2 separate regions of the Homo sapiens genome follow, and region 1 is linked to region 2. Evidence: chromatin loops called from intact Hi-C (ENCODE). Cell type or tissue: PC-9. All regions are shown on one strand. Links, peaks and the distances in the headings refer to the core of each region. The heading gives the core; the rest is flanking DNA. Region 1 overlaps LOC105372639 (a long non-coding RNA gene). Region 2 holds the start of LINC01523 (long intergenic non-protein coding RNA 1523).

Region 1 (9,900 bases), core at 1,362-9,361, 69 kb after region 2:
CTTGTTTTGGCTACAAGTTCTACAAGTTACAGAGACCCCTAGCCCCTCTCCAATAGGGGTTTATTTTTCCTCATGTTAAATAAGTCTAGAGGCAGGTAGTCCAGGGATGGAATGGTAGCTCCATGATAACATCTGGGACCCATGCCCTTTCTGGATTTCCATGACCCTATCTTTGTTGTGAGCCCTGTCTTCATGCTCTCAAAACGGCTGCCACAGTTCCAGCCAACATGACAGACAATAGTAACAGACACCTGCCTGCTGAGTCAGCTCCTTTTAAAGCGTTTTCCCGGAAGTCCTGCCCAGTAGCTTATGTTGAGTAATCATTTGCTGGGTCTGTGTCATGTGAACATTTGATTCAAGAGAGCCTGGGAAATTTTGTTTAGCTGGGAATACAATCTCTTCAATTAACATCAGGGTTCAGTTAATAAGGAAGAAGGAAGGGAAATCTGGAGCCTCTGATGCACCCGAGTGTCTCTTTTCATAGAGTTTGCTCTAAGACCTGGCAGTGCTTTTGACTTCTCCCTTTCCTCTTTGCCAGTGCTTCCTCTGTCTTCTTTGTTAAAAAAAAAATTATCGTTCAACCTCCATCAAAGACAAAAAGCAGCATGATATTGTTTGGCTCTGTCTCCACCCATATGTCATCTGCATTTGTAAACTCCCTGTGTCAATGGAGGGAGGTGATTGGATCATGGGGATGGTTCCCCATGCCGTTCTCTTGATAGTGAGGGAGTTCTCTTGAGATCTGATGGGTTTATAAGACAGTTTTCCATGCTCTTGCTTGCTGTCTCTCGCCTGCCGCCTTGTGAAGAAGGTGCCTGCTTCGCTTTCTGCCATGATTGTAAGTTTCCTGAGGCCTCCCCAGCCATGCAGAACTGTGAGTCAATTAAATCTCCTTTGTGTATAAATTACCCAGTCTTGTGTAGTATCTTTATAGCAGTGTGAAAACAGACTAATACATGGCACAATCTATTTCTTTCTTACTGCACTTCTTCTTCCTCCTATTCCTTAAATGATTAGATCAAATAGGATCTGTGGCTGGGCACACTAGCTCATGCCTGTAGTCCCAGTGCTTTAGGAGGCTGAAGTGGGAGGATCACTGGAGCCCAGGAGTTTGAGACCAGACTGGACAACATAGCAAGACCCCATCTTGAAAAAAGTAAAATGAAATAAGAATTACTAAAAAAAATTAGCCAGGCCTCGTGGTGCATGCCTATAGTCCCAGCTATTCAGGAGGCTAATGTAGGAGGATCCCTTGAACCTGGGAGGTCAAGGTTGCAGTGAGCCATAATCATCCACTACACTCCAGTCTGGGTGACAGGGCAAGACCTGTATCTAATAATAATAATAATAATTAATATTATTATTATATTTAAATAAAAAATAAGTAAATAGGATCTGGGTTATGGAGACCCCATAGTCTCCTCTCTAAGAGAGAGCCGAACAATAATAAATATTGCAGAAGGATTTGAAACTTCAGAGCTCCCGAAAAAAGATGAGCCTCATAAATCAAGCACCTTCCTTTTTCAAAAATTGCATTTACATATTTTCTGAAATGTGACTTTTTTACATATGTATTTAATTATATAAATAAACATTTTTAGTCACCTGGATTGAACCAAACATTCTAATGAACTATGCTAATTGGCTGGAATGCCAACAAAATCAAAATTAATGTTAAATTTTACTTTTAAAAAAAACCTCAGGGAATCAGCTTGCTCAAGGATGGAATATGTATATTTTCTTTAAAGCTTCAACTTTAATAAAGTAGGATCATCCAAAGAGCTTCTGATCCAGGAGATCAATTTTAGAGCCCAAAGCCAAATTTAATCCACATAAGATTTTTAAAAATAATTTTATTTGTAAAATGATCCTATGGTAAAATGGACCTCTTGTGGGCATATAGGCCTATAGATTATAACACATGTGTTGATTGGCCTCTCCGCCACCAAAATCACGATGCAAAACAGCTGCATTACCCTCACAATTTCTTCATGTGGCCCCTTGGTAGGCAATCTTCTCTCCCCAGCTGTTGGCAACCACTAATCTGATCCCTAATCCCTATAGTTTTCATTTCGAAAATGTCATTATAAATGGAGTCATAAGTCTGTGACTTGTTAAACTTGATTTTCTTTCTTTTTTACAAACATTATTTATTATTTATTAGTTTTATTTTCTAGCTTTTCTTGCTTAGCATAATGTCTGTGAGATTCATTCAGGTCATGGTGTGTATCTTAGTGTGTTTATTTTTGTTGTTGAATAATAGCTCATAATATAGATACACCACAGTTCTGTTTGTTTTTTTATTCATTCACTAATTGATGGAGGTTTGGGCTGTTTCCACTTCTTGGCTATTATGAATAATGCTGCTGTAACATTCATAGACACATATTTATTTGGACATATGTTTTTATTTCTCTTGGCTTGAAATGGCAGGATAGGGGGTGGTCTCCTGGAAAATATATGGGGAATATTTTGTTACTAAAAATAATGTTTGTGTGTGTGTGTGTGTGTATGTGGGCCAAAATCAACACTTGTCTACTACACTGAGCCAAGTTTTTTTTTTAAATAAAATGAAATTGATTTTGGTGTTTTATACTTGCAGTTTGCCAACCTTTTTACATATCTTCACAGCTCATTACTTTTTTTGAGACAGGGTCTTGCTCTGTCGCCCAGGCTGTAGTGCAGTGGTGCAATCAGGGCTCACTGCAGATTCAACCTCTTGGGCTCAGGTAATTCTCCTGCCTCAGCCTCCTGAGTAGTTGGAACTACAGGCAGGCACTACCACGCCCAGCTAATTTTTGTATTATTTTGTAGAGATGAGGTTTTGCCATGTTATCCAGGCTGGACTTGAACTCCTGGGCTCAAGTGGTCAATCCACCTTGACCTCTCCAAAATGCTGGGATTACAGGTGTGAGCCACCACACCCAGCCCACATCTCATCCTTTATAGGAATAAAAGCAGCTGGAGCCTTTTGATTTCGGTAGCTGTGGGTGCAACATGTTGTCCAGCCTCTTGTTACAACATACTTTTCTCCTCTCACTTCTTAATAGATTTAAGATACTCACAATGGAGGTGACAATAATTATTGAGCTCAGGTAATCCCAAATAGCATCACCACCCAAGTCCCACAGGTTCACTCCCACCTGTCACCAGACTACAGTTGACCCTTGAACAATGTGGGCATTAGGGGCATGGATGACCCCCACACAGTCAATCTGTGTAGAACTCTGACTTCCCCCAGACTAAACTATTAATAGCCTCCTGCTGACCAGAAGCTTGACTGATGACATGTACAATTGATTAACACATATTTTGTATGTTATATGTATTATATACTATATTCTTACAATAAAGTAAGCTGGAGAAAAAATGTTATGAAGAAAATCATAAGAAAGAGAAAATATATTTACTATTCATTAAGTGGAGGTGGATCATTATGAAGGTCTCCATCCTTGTCATCTTCATGTTGAGTAGGCTGAGGAACAGGAGGAAGAGGTGGAGCTGTTTCAGGGGTGGCAGAAGTGGAAGAACTGTGTATAATTGGAGCCATGCAGTTAAAATCTGTGTTGTTTAAGGATCAACTTTATTTCTGTTTCTGAGTTGAATCTCCTTTGACATAACCATTAAAGCGTTTTTCTCCAATGTCTGCACTTTTAAATTCTCCTTTCTTTTTCATCAGATTCAGTATTGGAGCAGCAATTCCTGATGTGCTGAAGTCAACAGCTATCTCATCTAACAATTCTGTTTCTTTTGCCTGGAGGAAGTTGAGAACTGATAATCTTTGGGATGTAGGTTTAGAAGAAGTCATGAGCCTCTAATGTGTCCAGATATGGGATATTGTGGTGGAAGATGTTGAGCATATCAATCAGGATGGACAAGGTTAGGTTGCAGTAACAAATAAGACCCAAATCTCTAGGGCCAAACACAACAAATGTTTTAAAACCCACTTACACTTTATATCCAATGTGGGTTCTTTGTGGAGGGCTCCCTTCATCATAGTCATTCCGTGATCCAGTCTGCTGGAGGCTGTACCGTCTCAATGCATGCTCCCAAGACTACCACAGCATAAAAACAGCATAGCCAATCACACTGCAGTTCTTAAATGCTTCTCCTTAGAACTAGCACCTGTTAGCAGCTCAGTGGAACTTCCTGGTTGGATGTGCCAGGCAGGTGAGTGCCCTGGTTCCATGGAGAGGGCACAGAAGCTTCATGTTGTAGACCCTCTGAGACCTTGTGCTGTAAGTCTCTTCATTTGGCTGGTCCTGATCTGTATCCTGAATGATAAAATTGTAATCATAAGGAAATAGCACCTGTTGCTTTCTCTCAGATTTCAATGGCTGAGAGAGGTCACATGCCTATTCATGACTTTAAGGGGTTAGAGGAGGGTATGTGTCCTGTGGGCCTGGAAGAAGTAGGAGGCTAGGGTTATTTGTGAGTTCTAGCAATGTCTACCAAGAAGGAGAATGGGATGTGGACAGGCAAGAATTGACTTCAAAAACAACTTGACTCATGTCATGGTTCTCTCTCTGACTCTTTGAATCTCAGCACATTATTAGTTTCCATGTTAATGGATTGAGGTTGGGCTTTTTTTGTTTTCTGCAATGTCTCTTTATAATCTTATTTTTGCCTTACAAAGGCATTAGCATACATTTTCTGGGCTCCCAGCCAGATGAATCATTTTCTTTTCTGTTTCCCCATCTCCATAGTGCCCTGGTCTTTGCCAGAACCAAACAGTGGTCACAGCTAGGACCTGCACCGGGGGTCCTGAATCCACCTTGCCCGGTGCCCAGATGCCCCTCCTGCTCTCTGGATGGAGCCCACCCTCAACAAGCACTCCGGCAGGACCAGGTTCCATGAAGACAATGCCACTTGGAATCTGATAAGTAATATTTGGTACCAAGCCCAGATCAGCTTTTCATCACCCTAGACAAGAGATGTGTTTGGGACTCTTCAGTCTCCCCTGAAGCCCTCAGGCAGGTCTCTGTCATGCTGGGTGGGATTATGGTAACACTCTACCAGCAGCTCCCCACCTGCACCTCAGGCCAGGTTGGAGAGGGTGAAAAAGCAACATAAAAATGTCAGGTTCCTATTGGGGATTAGGAGACAGTCAACTCTAGCCAAGTTTTATTTTTCCATTCTAAAGGAAGAAGAAGAAAAAAACACAACCTAAATTATCCCATTTTCCTTAACACACCATAGATGCGTGAATTAGAAGAAAAAATTTGTTAAACACCCAAACAAAAAGAAACAATCTGGCCACCAGCCAGGATTACTTTGCCTGGAGCGTTTTCCATGACTCTAAGGCCAGCACACAAAAGGGTTTCTAAGATCCATTTCTGGTGAGAATAAAAGCTGAATCTGAAAAACAGATGCCCCCTGAAAGTAAGAAACAGAAGAAAATGCAATCTGTCAACTAGCCACAATTTATTCTATCAACTATCAAAAATTTAGTCTGACATATTTGCTGGGTAAAATAACCATGTTGACTGATTGTTCTCCTGAAAAAGACAGTTTGAATTCACCCAACTCCAGCTGAGACTCAAATAGTCATTTTCAACTATTTCCAAATATTAATATTTTCTGCAAAGAGAACCTTTTATAAAATCTCAATTTGTAAAACTGGCTAGAAACCCAGTTGCTCTGGTTGAAACTGGGGGTGGGTGCTCCATGTGATACATTAAATATATTACACCCCCTGAAACCCTCCCCTCAATCCAGGAGCCTCTCTCTCTCTCTCTCTCCTGCTCTCTCTCTGTCACTCAGGCCGGAGTGCAGTGGAGCGATCACAGCTCACTGCACCCTCAACCTCCAGGGCTCAGGTGATCCTCCCACCTCAGTCTCCTGAGTAGCTGGGACCACAGGTACACGCCACCATGTCTGGCTAATTTTTTGATTTCTTGTAAAGACAGTCTCACTATGTTGCCCAGGCTGGTCTCCAACTCCTGGAGTTAAGCAATCCTCCCACCTCAGCTTCCCAAAGTGCTAAGATTGCAGGTGTGAGCCACCACACCGGCCTGAACAAAATTCACATATTTTAAGAATCTTTGATGTAGACGGGGGACAGTTCTGCTAATTTAAAAACATCTAGAGTTTTGCATTGTCACAATAACTCATGGTGGGTGTCATTTCTAGAATTTAGTGTAAGGGTTCAGGGATGGTAATGTATGACACACAATCCTGTCCAAATGGCCAAGTAGCCCCCAGGAGAAAAAAACAAAATAAAACTGGACAGAAGGCTTTAGCTGTCTTTACGAGGCGGGAGCTAAGGGTCACCCCCAATGTGGCCCGCTACAGCCCCAGCCCCCTATCTCTGTCTTGCATGGTGCTTGCTTCTCTTCCTCTAGAGCCCAAATATACCAAATGCTTCTTGCTCAGCCTCCTTTGCATCCAGAAGCAGCCATGGGACCCAAACCTGACCAATGCAACGAGAGAGTCAATATTCTGAGGTGGGAAGAGTTCAAGGAAAAATTTTGTTTCGTAATGCAACGGAGGCACAAGAAGAAACTCTCCTTCCTGCCTTTGAAAATAATTGGTTGAGAACAACATGCTGGAACCGAAGCAGCCTTTCTGTGAGCATGAGGAGCCATGCTTAAGAACAAGTCAATCTGCTAAGGAAGGCAGAGCAGAGAGACAGATATGGTTGAGCTGCATTCTTCATCCCCTCTGTTATAGGGGACAATCTATATGATTCTTCAAGTCTGTTAATCAAGTCTTTGGTTGCTGACAGCCACACGCATTTTAATAGATATACTTTTCTCACTTCCATTCATCTGGAAGCAGAAAGAACAGCTCTGAGGGAATCTTCTTTGCAGACGCTGACACTTCGATTCTCACTGTGGTTTTTCTTGTTGACTTAGGGCCACATAAATCTTTCCCTCCTTCTTGGTACTTGATCTTCTGCCTCTGCCGCAGGCTTGTTATCTGTTTTCTGTAAGTAACGCAGGAGCTTCTGGTTATAAACGACTTGCTAAACTTGAATTCTTAAGAGTCGTTTATCTGTTAGACCCACCCTAACCCAATCAATACTCAGTGATAGGAGGTGTCATCAATGATTGACTTTAAGATAAAGCAGTTCTTCCCCTGCCCCTGCTAATTTTTGTATTTTTTTGGTAGAGACGGGGTTTTGCCATGTTGGCCAGGCTGGTCTCAAACTCCTGAGCTCAGGTGATCTGCCCGCCTCTGCCTCCCAACGTGCTGGGATTACAGGTGTGAGCCACTGCGCCCGGCTTCGAATCCATTTTCCAAACACATGTAGGTGAGTATGGAAATAGATGAAAGGATATGGGTCACTTTACAAGATAACAGCCTGGAAGAGGTCATTGTGGGTTACATGCATTTGAATTCGCTGCAATATAAGCTAAGAAAACAATAAACTTTTCTCACATAGGAGACTGGGTATTACGAAGAGCTGTTCTTTAGTCCTTGCACCTTTATCACTTTATTTTAGAAACAAAACTCCCATCTTCACCATTTTCATTTGAAAAATCTCCCCTCTATATTTCAATCTATATGAGCTGCAGTCAGAACTCTAGCCCAAGACCCAGAGCTAAACCAGTCAGCATGTAGTTTTTCCAGAGCTAAACCAATCAGCATGTAGCTTTTCCAGAGGTAAGCCCAATCAGCATGTAGCTTTTCCAGAGCTAAGCTAATCAGCATGCAGCTTTTCCAGAGCTAAGCCAATCAGTATGTAGCTTTTCTAGAGCTAAGCTAATCACCACGTGGTGTGCTCTGGCAACAGCAATTTATCAGGGGTGAGTGAGCACATGACCTAATGGTGACCCAATCAGAATGAGTCTCCGGACTTCCCTGGAAACTTGTGGCCCTTTTCTGCAGGATTGAAACTTGGATGATGAGGCTGTGCCATAACTTGCTACTAGAGCTGCAGAATGAAGCTAACACAGCTGAGGGTAGAGTCAAGGCATCAGGGAAACTGAGTCAAGTTGAATTGAGTCCAGAATCTACTGTCCCTGAAACCAGTACAATACTTAGATATTTTGTTATTTTGTTTTGGGAGAAAACAAATTCCCTTCTTACTGAAACAAGTCTGGTCTGCATTTTCTGTTGCTGGCTACCGAAGGAAGGGGTCCTAACTAATATCCTGGGGTAGAACAGTGCCCAGTTATAGAGGCCCCAGTTTCCCCATTACTCATGAAGAGACAGTTGCTCTAAGGAGCTTCAGCATCTACTGCCAGCATCACCGTTCTGGTGCTCTGGTTCTGGGCGATTCTTCCATAACTTGTCTGAGCATGTGAACTTTGGAACAGACTGCCTGAGTTCAAGTCTCAGCATCACCACCACTAACTTTATCAAGCCCTCCATGTCTCAGTTGTCTTACTGTAAAATGGAAATGACTTTCATAAACATTAAAATTGCTGTGAAATGTGAATGTGTTAATATGCAGACAGTGATTAGCATAGTGCCTGGCACATAGCAAGCCCATCATCCATGGCTGCCCTCATTGTTGTTATGTTCTTCTTTATATTGAGGATCCATCCAGAACCTCCCTTCATTCTGCTGGTTGCCTCCATTCTCTTGTGCCTCACTTGGCCAGTTCTCCATCTTAGGAGCTTTGAATTCCTTTCCTCAGTTCAAACGTTCCTGGTTTGTGTCCCAACCCTAATAGGACTTCTCTTTCCAAGGTCACAGGTACCTAATCTGAGATGTCAACCCAGGTAGTAAGTTAGTGGTTTCATCTTTAGACAGGGATAGTGAAACTTTGCTTCTGTGCATCTCATTCTTGTTTATAAATCTCTTTAAAGAATACGAACTTTGTAGTATATTTATTTTTGGCTACCCAGAATCTATTGTACCATCTTTGGGTAACTGAATTCCAGTTTCCCCTGGGTAACCACCCTCCAATGGCTGGACCAACCCTCTGTGTCAGGTGGACTAAAACCATCAGGCTCTTTTTTTCCACAGCTCTGACTGGTCCAGGGATGAGTATGTGACACTTAAGTCCAACGAGATGCAATGAGACTTTTGTTGTGGCTTCTGGGAGTGCCAGAGGCTCTTTTCTACCAGGCTTAGTCAGCCTTGCAGCCACAGCAGGAGATGCTAAGAACCGCCCTGAGAGGGAAAAAGAGGAGCAGAGGGATCAAGAGACACTCATCAGGAACTGCTGACATTTGAGCCTCTGGATCTGGCTGTGCCTGAAACTAACAAGCTACTCCTTCCACATTCTAGTTATCTGATATTATAAATTTATTTCATTTAAAGCTATTTAACTTAGGTTTTGTTGTTGTTGCATGCAACCAAGAGTGCTGACTGATACAATCTTCCAATTATATGCTGTTTTTACTTTAAAAGGGGTGTTTGGTGTCTCAGCCTGAAAGGAGCAGTAATGGTAGGATTGAGGGCACATAGCAATCCAGGAAGAAGGCAATGGTACATAGACCCCTGAAATCATACCAGATGGCCAGTTACTACTCAGTCTCTAGATTCAGCTGGTTCTGCAAGAAGAGTTATCAAGCTATCAGCTTTCTCTTGCAGGCATCCTTCTGTACCTTTAAGACAGAGCATCTAATTAGCTTTGGGTGGTTTCAGTTAGGCGTATAGTGGAGAAATTAAGAAAACATTAAAACCAGGACCATTGGAACATGAGGATGTGCGGCTTAAGATTTACCCAAGAGGGGCTGACCTCAATTAGGACGTTGATGCTGGATTGGGTGCTCTGGTTTTCCTCTACTTTAAAAACTGTTGGATCCCTGATATGCCAAGACCCCAGAGAGATGGAGAAACGTTTACGTGCATGGAGGAAAAAATATCTTTTTAGAGTTACAAAGTGAGAATCACAGTTATTCTACCACTATTAAGCCAGAAAATCATTGTCTAAAATGGATATTTTTTTCTTTTTTAATGTGTAAATGAGCTTCTTGGTTGGTTTAAAGGGGCAAAGATTCC
Region 2 (9,900 bases), core at 676-8,675:
CCGAGTGTGGGGCCTGTGGGGCGACTCCATTCAGGAAGGATCTGTCTACTTGATGCAGGAACAAGCCCAGTAAAGCCTGCACTGCAGCTGAAGGAACGATCTGTTTGTTCTCTAAGAGGCCCCTGCAGGCAGGAGATGTCTTAAATAACCACCCGCAGGCAGAGAGTAAAGGACTCAGTGAAGAAAGAAACTGGAGCTCAGTCCTTTGAGGGCAGAAACGCATCCCCCACACCCGTCGTGAGCTGAGCACGGCCACGCCTGGGCTTTGTGGGAGCCTGGCCAGGCCCAGCTCCTGCCCTTTGCTGAACAGGGAGTAAGGAGAAGTTAGATAGCTGCAGGGACGTCCTTGGCCTGACTGGTCTAGCCACCTCACTAGCACGTGGGGCAGATGAAGCTCAGGGAAGCCAAGGGACTTTTCCCGGATCCCCAGGGAATAGGACCTGAGGTCCCAGCTCCTGACTCCCAAGTCAGTGCTCTCTCTATGGCCCAAGGTTGCTCAGTACCTGCCAGGCCTGCGCAGAGCACTTTAGAATCATTAGCCCAATTAACCCTGACTGCCACAAACACATGAGGTTGGGATTGTACCCATTCTACAGATGAGAAACTGAGGCTCAGAGAGGCAGGTAGGAGGAGGAATGAGACCCAAACCTAGCACTGTGATTTCAAGGAGCCCTTAACTTCTATATGCTCATCAGATAAATATTCTACCCTGTGACAATTAGTATTTTCTCAGATTCAAAAAAAAGCAAAAGAAATGTTAATTCTTGGGGACATGGTTCTCTAATTAGACATTCAAAGAAATTCCCAGAACTTTGTGGGTTAGCAGTGATGTTAAGTTACTATTGGCTTCTGCCCCTCCTACCCGGCCCTGCCCTAAGCATTTTTCTGGTGTTTAGTTGTTGAAACATCATCACAAATTTGTATGATATGTTTTGATGTGACATCATTGCCCCTGTGTTAAGGGTGTGGAAACTAGGCAGGGAGAGCAGAAATTGCTTGCTCTAAAACCTGAACCCATGATTCCATTTCCTTGGATATATGCCTGGGTTGGGGATTTGGAAACCTGTGGGAGGCTGTGTTATTGAGGGTCATTGTTCTCATTCTCCATCTTCCTTCCCTGGATCCGTGTCCTCTGTCCGTGACTCTGTAGTTTGTGCATCTAGAGGCAGAGTCTGTTTCCTTGTCCTGTTGATGTTGGCTTTGGTTGTGTGACTTGCATTGGCCAATGGGACGTCAGCAGGTGTGACGTGGGCAAAGAGGTGGCATGTGCTAGCACAGCTGGTCTTGCCTGCTTGTTCTCCTGCCTTCCATCATGAGATAAATAGGCCTCTGGTTGTCCCTGTCCAAGGAAGATAGGAGACCCTCAGTACAGCAGACCTGGACCCAACTTTCAGCTTGCAGCCAAGAAAAGCCAGTCCTGGCTCAGATGTGATGAACCCCATCAGACCTGTGGACATGAGAATGAGAAATAAGTACTATCGTTTGTAACTGAGTTTGGGGGTGGTTTGTTACACAGTGTGACTGTGAGAGTAGCTGACTGATACAAAACTAGAGACCCAACATGCTGCAGCACTCACTAGCACCCGAATGCACCTGCCGTCAGGGCCATCTTCTCCGGACACACCATGCTTTCCATTGCCCCCAGGGCATCTTCATGTCAGATGATGGGTCCTTGCCCACCGCATCATGTTGGCCCCTGTTTCCAAGGGGCAGGACAAGCTCTTCTGGTCTAGTTCAGTGGAGCACTAACTCTGTGCATCAGGGGAGCTTTTGCTTGTTTGTTTTGTTTTGCTCTAATCAGACGTGCAAGGACCTATTGAGTTCTTCTAATGCAGAGAAAGCCTGTTTGGCTATCATTATGTCAGTTTCTTTTTGACTTTTGCAAACTTTCTTTCACTAAACATTCGTCAAACCTACAGCTGGCCTTTCTATGGTGACAACAAAATAACAGGAGTGTTTGTGTCCTCTTTGGATCACGCTGACATTTCTATCCACCCTGACATCTTTGCTGGAGAGAATCCAACTGTGCCCCCTCCTGACAACTGTTCCTGTTGGGAAGTTTCTTACTAAATAACCATCAGCATCATTATCATTGTGCGTCTTTTGGACAGGAAGAAGGGAGGGCAAAGTTCTGTCCCAGCCTATTAGGAGTCAAGAGGGAAGCAGACGGGAGCGGCTGACCTCTGACGGCTTCCCCAGGGGGCTCTGGCTGGGCTGCTCAGCTGTGTTGTCTCACAGCATATGCTTCACAGCTCCCTAGGACCTCAGTATCATTCTTACCATAGGACAGAAGAGGACAGCAAAGCTCAGAGAGGCTGTGTCACTAGCTTTAAGATTTAGTTTCAACCTTAGAGTTAGGCTTTCCCTCTTCCTGATTATAAACTGAAATTATAATAACAGCGAGTCAAGGCTTTCTAAACTAAGCATATTCACAGGAATATTGATTATAATAACCAAAAGCAAAACAAGAAAAAAAATAAAAATTGTATTGTCCAGAAATAGAAGATTGGTGAAGGCAGTTATCGTATATCTATATGAAATACATTGTAACTAATGAAATTTATGTTTTTGAAGGCTGCTTGATGGCCTGAAGAAATGAACATGGTATAATGTGAAGAAAACTCAAGGCAGAATCTGATGAGTAAATTAACAAAACTTCCAAACTAACTAAATTAAACATTTAGAATAAATCCTAATTTTATAAACCAAGTAGATTTTATATGTGCATTAAAAACACTGGAGTTAGATTTTATTTTTTCTCTATTTCTAGGAATATTTTATAAACTTTTCAATTACTTTTTAAAATCAGAAAATAAGTGAACATTCTTAAGAGTAAAAATATAATAAAAGCATAGAGCAGCCTTGAGGTGTGACGGGTAACTGTCTTATCATCTGGGACATTTTTTCATTTCACAAATGCTCCCTTCTTCTTTGGGATGCCTCAGGGCAGGGACCCTGTCTCCTCTCTGTCTTGGTGGCACCAGGAACAAACATGGCCCAATAAATAATTGATAACAACAATTGATAGCGCCTTGAAAGGAGTCCGTTCACTTCAGGTGGCTCACTAACTCCTCAAGGCTTTCTCTTAAGTGCATTTCATTTGTTTGATTTTTTTTTTCAACTTAAATGGATGAAAATTAAAGCCAGGAGAGAGCTGTTGGCTCGCGGACAGCCAGAAAGAGAAAAATAAATGAGTGCAGTCCCTGAAGGGCCACAGGGTGGGGGCTGGACCTGAGCACCTGCCGTGTCTGAAAGTCCATTTTTTGCCCAGTTGTTCTCTAAGGCACTATGATCTAAAAGTCAAAAAAGAAAATGGATGATGTATGGAACAACATTCAACATTGTTACTACAACATAAGAAAGTTGGATTTAGAGATCAGAGAGAACGGTCCCTGCATCAGAGTCACTTGCTAACAGGTGTGTACTGAGTACCCACCCCTGCCAGGCACTGCTCTGGGTGCTGGGACAGGGCAGGGAACAAAACAACGCCCCCTGCCCACCACCCACTGCGAGGTTACTTTCGAGTCTGGAGGACAAGCAGTAGCCATTGAACCGGCAACTGCATGATGTGCGGGAGGTGGGGGCTGTTCTAAAGGACGATAGAGGTGAAGGGCAAGGCCGTGTCAGGGGTCAGGAGGCCTCTCTGAGGAGGTGGGCGAGCCCTGGGAAGAGCATCCCAAGCAGAGGCACAGCAGGTGCACAGGCCCCGGGGCAGGAGAGACCTTGGTGATCCTGGGTGAGGAACAGCAGGGGGGCGGGTGTGGCTGGAGCCATGTGACCCAGGGGGAGGTGAGAGGAGATGAGGTCACAAGAGAGGGCGTGGAGTGAAGCGGTGAGGGGTGACCTGTGGCCTGTGGTCACTGTCTCCAGGTGAGCAGGTCCCAGTGGAGAGCCAGGGCTCTCAGGGGTCGTTCTAGGGGGAGGAGCATCAGCACCCCGGGGCCCTGCTGGGAAAGCCAGCTTTCAGGCTCTGCTGAGACCTCCTGAATTGGAACCTTAGGGTGGGCCTCGCCATCGGAGTTTTAACAAGGCCTCCAGAAGATTCTGACACTCACCAGAGTCTGAGAGACACAGCAGAGCTAGAACCCGGGCTCCAGTTTTCACCCAGGAGACAGGAGGATTCTGGCTGGAAGGGCAGGAGGGACTGGGGTCCCCCCCAGAAGGAGCGCCCCAGGACGATGCCACACAAGGTGGACATTCGCTCCTCCTGGGAATGTTCTCTAAGGGTTGCTTGGACAGGAAAGTGGCTCTCTGAGCTGCCTGGCATTGGAGATGCTGGGGTGAGTGCCCCAGGAGCAGGCCTGCACTGGTGACTGACAGGCAGGAAATAAACACCCCAGCTTCCCCTGTGTCTGGGTGACTCTGAGGGGCGTCCCGTACACAGATCCCAGGCTGCTCAGCAGGATCGAGTTGGGAAGGGGGTTCCAGGACAGGAAGCAGCATGACTAGAGGTGGAAGAACCTTGGCATATGCAGGGCACTGTGTGTAATTCCATCGGGCTGCAGTGTAAGCTTGCAGAGAGGAGGAGGGAGAGTGGAGTGAGATGGAAAGTGACTGATGAAATGTATGTCTCCCCAGGAACGTCGGTCACGGATAAGCCCCCAGTGAAGGGACTTAGGAAGCCTCTCCCCCTTCGTGTTCTTTCCCCAGAGAGTCTTCAGAGACTGGAAATGCTTGCCAGGGAGGAAGAACCACTTTCTGTCCTCCATCCTCAGGAGCACAGAAGGGTGAAGCTGAGCCCACATAGAGAAGCATCTCATGCTGTCTGCAGCGGCTGCAGCGCTCTCCTGGGGCAGGAGATGCTCAAAGGTCAACATGACTTTGAAAAGGGGCTGGGAGAAAAGCCCCCAGTGCTGGCTCTGGACTCACTATCCCAGGGCTCTTAAAGGGCTAAACATGACTAGATTGTAGTGAGCCTTTCCTAACATGCAAAGAAGCATCCAGGGATAATGTCTAAATACAGATGTGCTATTTCTCTCCTCCTTCTTTTTCAACTTTTCCGTCACCCTCAGTGTCCTCACAGCAGCTTCCCCTTGTCCTGTGACAAACCTGGAGCAAGGTGCTTTGGGTGGGAGGCAGAGTAACATGGGAGACCCTGAGTTCTGCATGTCTCTGCCTGTATTTCCCTCCTTCCTTCTAGTTCATGGAGGTAAACAGGTGTGGCGACTCCTCCTGGCAGGGACTTTCACAGGACAGAGGCAGAAGCTACTTGAGAAAGATTTAGCTCATCAGAGCGAGGGGCGGGGTGGAGAGGGAAAGAGATGGAGGAGAAGATTACTGAAGAATGGAAAGGTGCAATGTCCCCCAGGTCCTAGGGATGTGCTGGAATGCAGAGGGTGGCTGTGAGGTCCCACACCTGTAAGCGGGAGTCACTGGATTCCACAGGTGGCTGACCTGCTGACCAGAGATGTGAGCCCAGTTTCCTCTTCTGTAAAATCAGGCGTAGCCCGGTGGCTTTCAACCCTGGCTGTATGTTAGTGACACCTGGGAAGTTTTAAAGATTTCTGACGCCCACATCGGACTCCAGATCTATCAGATCAGAACATCTGGGTTTAGTATCTTTAGTGTCCCTCAGGTGACTCAAATATGCAGCCAAGATGGAGAGCACTAACCTAAGCTAAGTCCTGTTTATGAGAATTTAGAGACCAAGAAACACTTAGAGCAGGTAGGATCCTAAGAAATCACCTGATGCAACTCCTACCATTCGCAGGGGAAGAAACTGGTTTTCAGAGAGGCCAAATCATTCACCCAAGGACACAGAGCATGCTAGTGGCAGAGCCATTTCCAATATTCCCTCTGCCTCTTGACCTCCCTAGAAGACCCACTTGAAGCTCTCAACTTCACAGTAGAGCTGGGTCTGAGAGGCCCACATGGGATCCCTGATTCCAGGAAGGAAGCCCAGGCCTCCTGGCAGCTCAGTGAGTCACACTGCAGCAGTGGCCCTGAGGCCCCTCCTTGAAGAAAAATTCCAGGAGGCTTGAAATGCTCTCCAAGATATAGAAAAGGAAGATGTGCCTGGAAACTGGAGAAGATTGCACAGTGGATATAAATATTTGGGTTTTGTGGCTTCTTTTCCCCGCAAAAAATAAACATGGCAGAATTGCTTCTCACTGAAAGGGCGTCTGGGTTTCATAAACAGACCATAAAGAGGCACCTGGAGACCCAGAACATCCCCAAATCAGCATCTGTCCCTGCCTTCTGGCTGTACCTCCATCCTCCTCGGTCTCTCTCTCTCACCCAGGCTCACAATACAAGGAAGCACTCTTGCCTTTTGGAAAAAGGACGGCCTTCTCCCCACCACTTGTCTCTTGGCTCCTCCCACAGGTGGAGGGTGAATCTGATTGGTGGGAAGATAAGACTCTGGGCTCCTCCAGTGGGCGGGGCTAATATGCAAATGGTCAAAAGAGTTAGGATGCTTTTGGCGGCAACTAACAGAAAATGCAGCTAAAAGTGGCTTATTTTCTTGCTACGTAAAATGGGTTCCATGAACCAGCAATATCAGTTCATTAGAAATGCAGAATCTCAGGTAATACCCAACACTTACTGAATCAGAATCTGCTTTTCTCTTTTTAACAAGATGACCCAGGTGATTCATATGCATATTAAATTTTTTAATTACTTAGAGTCAAGTTTATTTTGCTTAAGCTTTCTACCTGGCTGAATATCTAATTACATATTAATTCCAAATCTTCCCCAACGCCCCTGCTACGTTTTCCTGTTTGAAAAAAAAATCACAATACCAGAAGGAATTGATTTCTGATATGTAATATACATTATTTAACCGCCTTCGTGCAGTTCAGGAAATGGGTTCCCCACATTAATTCATGGAGCCACAAAAAATTTAGTGAAATTTGGCTAAATAATTTTAGATTCACACGTGATTGTAAGAAATAGGAAAAATCTCACATGCACTTCACTCATTTCCCCCCAATAATACCATCTTCCTAATTATAGTAAAGTTTCACAACCAAAATATTGACTCTGATACAATCCATCTATCTGACCCGGGTTTCACCAGTTTTATATGCACTAATTAGTGTGTATTTAGTTCTTTGAAAGTTTATTACATGTTTAGATTCATGTGACCACCACCATTAAGATTGAAAACAGTTCCTTCCTAAGCATTCCTCACGCTGTCCTTTTATAGCTTGTTCCATGAAGAGCAGGTCTATGTAAACCTTTCCCCAAAGGCCCAGCAAGCTGAGAGGCTGAAGAAAGAAGCTGACAAATCCAGCTTCTATGAAAGAAACATTTAGTAGGGACCTACTAAAGCGATATTTCAGGTGGCTGCCAGACTGTGGATCCCTACACCCACTCTCCAGAAAATATCCTTTAGATAGGAAGCTTCTGTTTTTGTAAAATACGTGCAACTACTCACACCTCAGATTGTGACACTTGTGACCGCTAAGGAGGTTAGATAAACATATTTATGAGGGGTTATCTATGCTATAGGCATTGTTTCTTTTTCTTTTTATTATACTTTAAGTTCTAGGTTCATGTGCACAACGTGCAGGTTTGTTACATATGTATACATGTGCCATGTTGGTGGGCTGCACCTGTTAACTCATCATTTACATTAGGTATATCTCCCAATGCTATCCCTCCCCCCTCCCCCCACCCCATGACAGGCCCCGGTGTGTGATGTTCCCCACCCTGTGTCCAAGTGTTCTCATTGTTCAATTCCCTTTATGAGAGGTTATCTACACTATGAGAGCACCTTAGTATGCAAGAGTCAAACACTGGTCATCATGGCGGTTTTGCTTCAAGATGGTGTCACTCTTGCCACACAAAAGGTTGTTTTCCTACATAGCTATACTCTTCTCCTTCCTTCCTCTACTCCTAATGCTTGGAAACCACTATTCCGCTCTCCATTTTGATAATTTTGTCATTTAAAGAATGCTGTAGTGGCTGGGTGCGGTGGCTCACGCCTGTAATCCCAGCACTTTGGGAGGCCGAGGTGGGCGGATCGCTTGAGGTCAGGAGTTCAAGACCAGCCTGGCCAACATGGCGAAACCCCGTCTCTACTAAAAATACAAATATTAGCCAGGTGTGATGGCGGGTGCCTGTGATCCCAGCTACTTGGGAGGCTGAGGCAGGAGAATCGCCTTAACCCGGGAGGTGGAGGTTGCAGTGAGCCGAGATTGCACCACTGTACTCCAACCTGGGCTATAGAGCAAGTCTCGGCCTCAAAAAAAAAAAAAAAAAATCTAAGTGAGGTCATATAGTGCATAACCTTTTGAGATTGGTTTTTTTCACTGAGCTTAATTCCCAGGCGATTCATCCATGCCATCACAGGTATTAATAGCTTGGTCCCTTTCATGGCTGAATAGTATTTCATAGTAGAGATGCACCAGTTTGTTTAACTCATTCATCGAAGGACATTTGGGTTGTTTTCCAGTTTTTCACTATTATCAGCAAAGTTGCTATGATTATTCGTATATAAATTTTTATCTGAATACAAGTTTTCATTTCTCTGGGACAAATGCCCAAGAGTGCAAATGCCGGGTTATGTGGTAAGCGCATGTCTAATTTTTGGAAGAAACTGCTGAACTGTTTTCCAGAGCATCTGTGTATCAGCAATGTATTGTATGAGCAATCCAATTTTTCTATACCCTTGTCATCATTTACTGTTACCACTATTTTTTATTTTAGCCACTTTCATGTGGGTATTTAGTGATTTTAATTTGCATTTTCCTTATGGATAATGATGTTGAACATCTTTTTGTGTACTTACTTGCCATTCATATATCACCACTGGTGAAATAGCTGTTCATGTCTTTTGCTCATTTCCTAAATGGATTTTTTTTTTTACTGTTGAGTTTTAATAATTCTTTATATTATTCTAGGTATTAAATCCTTTGTAGCATAAGTGGTTTGAAAATATTTTCTCCTAGTACATAGCTTGTCTTTTCATCCTCTTCACAAGGCCTTTCGCAGAGCAAAAGTTTCAAATTTTATTGAGGTCCAGTTGATCAATTTTTCCTTTTGCGCATTGTGTTTTCTGTGTCAAGTCTAAGAACTCTTCTTCTAGCCCTGGGTCCTGAAGATTTTCTCCTAAGTATTTTTTTAAAAAGTTTTATAGTTTTACGTGTTACATTATGAGTCCAAAATCCATTTTTGAGTTAATTTTTGTATCATGTGTGACAGGGTGTGATTAATTTTTTGTCTATGTATGCCCAATTTTTTTTCTGACACTATTTGTTGAAAAGGCTATTGAATATTAAAGTTCTAGAAGCACAGGCTTAAATTACAAAGGCATTTTTTTTTTTACTCACTTAACAAGACGTCCAGAAAAGGCAACTCCAATTTGGCTTACTCTGTAGCTCTAGGAAGTCTCTGTCTGCATCTCTGGGATTCTCTGGTCTTCGCCTTGGGGTTTCCGGTGGTTGTTGTGGCTCCAGCATCACCAGCCTGTGTCCAGAACAGAGGAAGGGAAGGAGAGCTGGGAGATTTTTCTCCTGTGTGGCTTGGGAAGGCTTTCCCGGAAGCCTCTAGTAGATGTCTCTTAGGTCCCATTAGCTATTAATAGAACTGGATGACAGGCCTACTCGCAAACCAATCACAAGCAAAGGGGAGAGGATTACTGTGATTGGCTTTGAACCACTGACCAATCACTTTGCTCTGCTTAGGGCTGAGGCAGGGCCACCTTCCTTCAGCACATTGTTTTCTACTGGAGGGGTGAACAAAAGTGTGGCTCTGTTACCAAGGAAGAAAGGAAAGTGGTTGCTCAGTGTCTGCTGTGAACCTGGCTGTCCCTATGTGTCCTCTCTCCTCTGTGTATGTGTGTGTGTGTGTGTGTGTGTGTGTGTCTTGCAAACATCAGTGCACAACACACCACAGTCCCATAATTCAGTGGAGTGTGTATCTGCTCGGCAGACTCCACTGTCCCCACAGTCAGGG

What was found. Peaks named below come from ENCODE experiments on the same cell type or tissue, not always from the same donor. Only the 100,000 strongest peaks of a DNase experiment are listed, where the experiment ranks them.
Region 1: a loop joins it to region 2, with 3 times the contacts of the local background. A loop is called at or near these places in 2 of 110 quality-filtered maps.

Annotation. Positions count from the first base shown.
Region 1 is chr20:48,047,371-48,057,270 of GRCh38, forward strand. The region is part of intron 1 of LOC105372639 (a long non-coding RNA gene); the gene reads left to right. Among named protein-coding and RNA genes, the nearest start is that of LINC01522, 62 kb to the left of the region's middle. In PC-9, for the core only: no CTCF peak of the experiment used is centred there; DNase peaks (open chromatin) are centred at 4,631 and 5,261; H3K27ac peaks cover 2,341 bases.
Region 2 is chr20:47,979,332-47,989,231 of GRCh38, forward strand. LINC01522 (long intergenic non-protein coding RNA 1522) reads right to left here. Exons shown (of 3, transcript NR_110027.1): 2 at 9,276-9,411; 3 at 762-1,447. LINC01523 (long intergenic non-protein coding RNA 1523) reads left to right here and starts at 3,895. Exons shown (of 2, transcript NR_109942.1): 1 at 3,895-4,190; 2 at 4,651-4,982. LOC107985436 (a long non-coding RNA gene) reads left to right here and starts at 7,727. Exons shown (of 4, transcript XR_007067623.1): 1 at 7,727-7,793. RefSeq lists enhancers at 1-844, 3,778-4,277. In PC-9, for the core only: no CTCF peak of the experiment used is centred there; DNase peaks (open chromatin) are centred at 3,760, 5,330, 5,940 and 6,320; H3K4me3 peaks cover 877 bases; H3K27ac peaks cover 5,617 bases.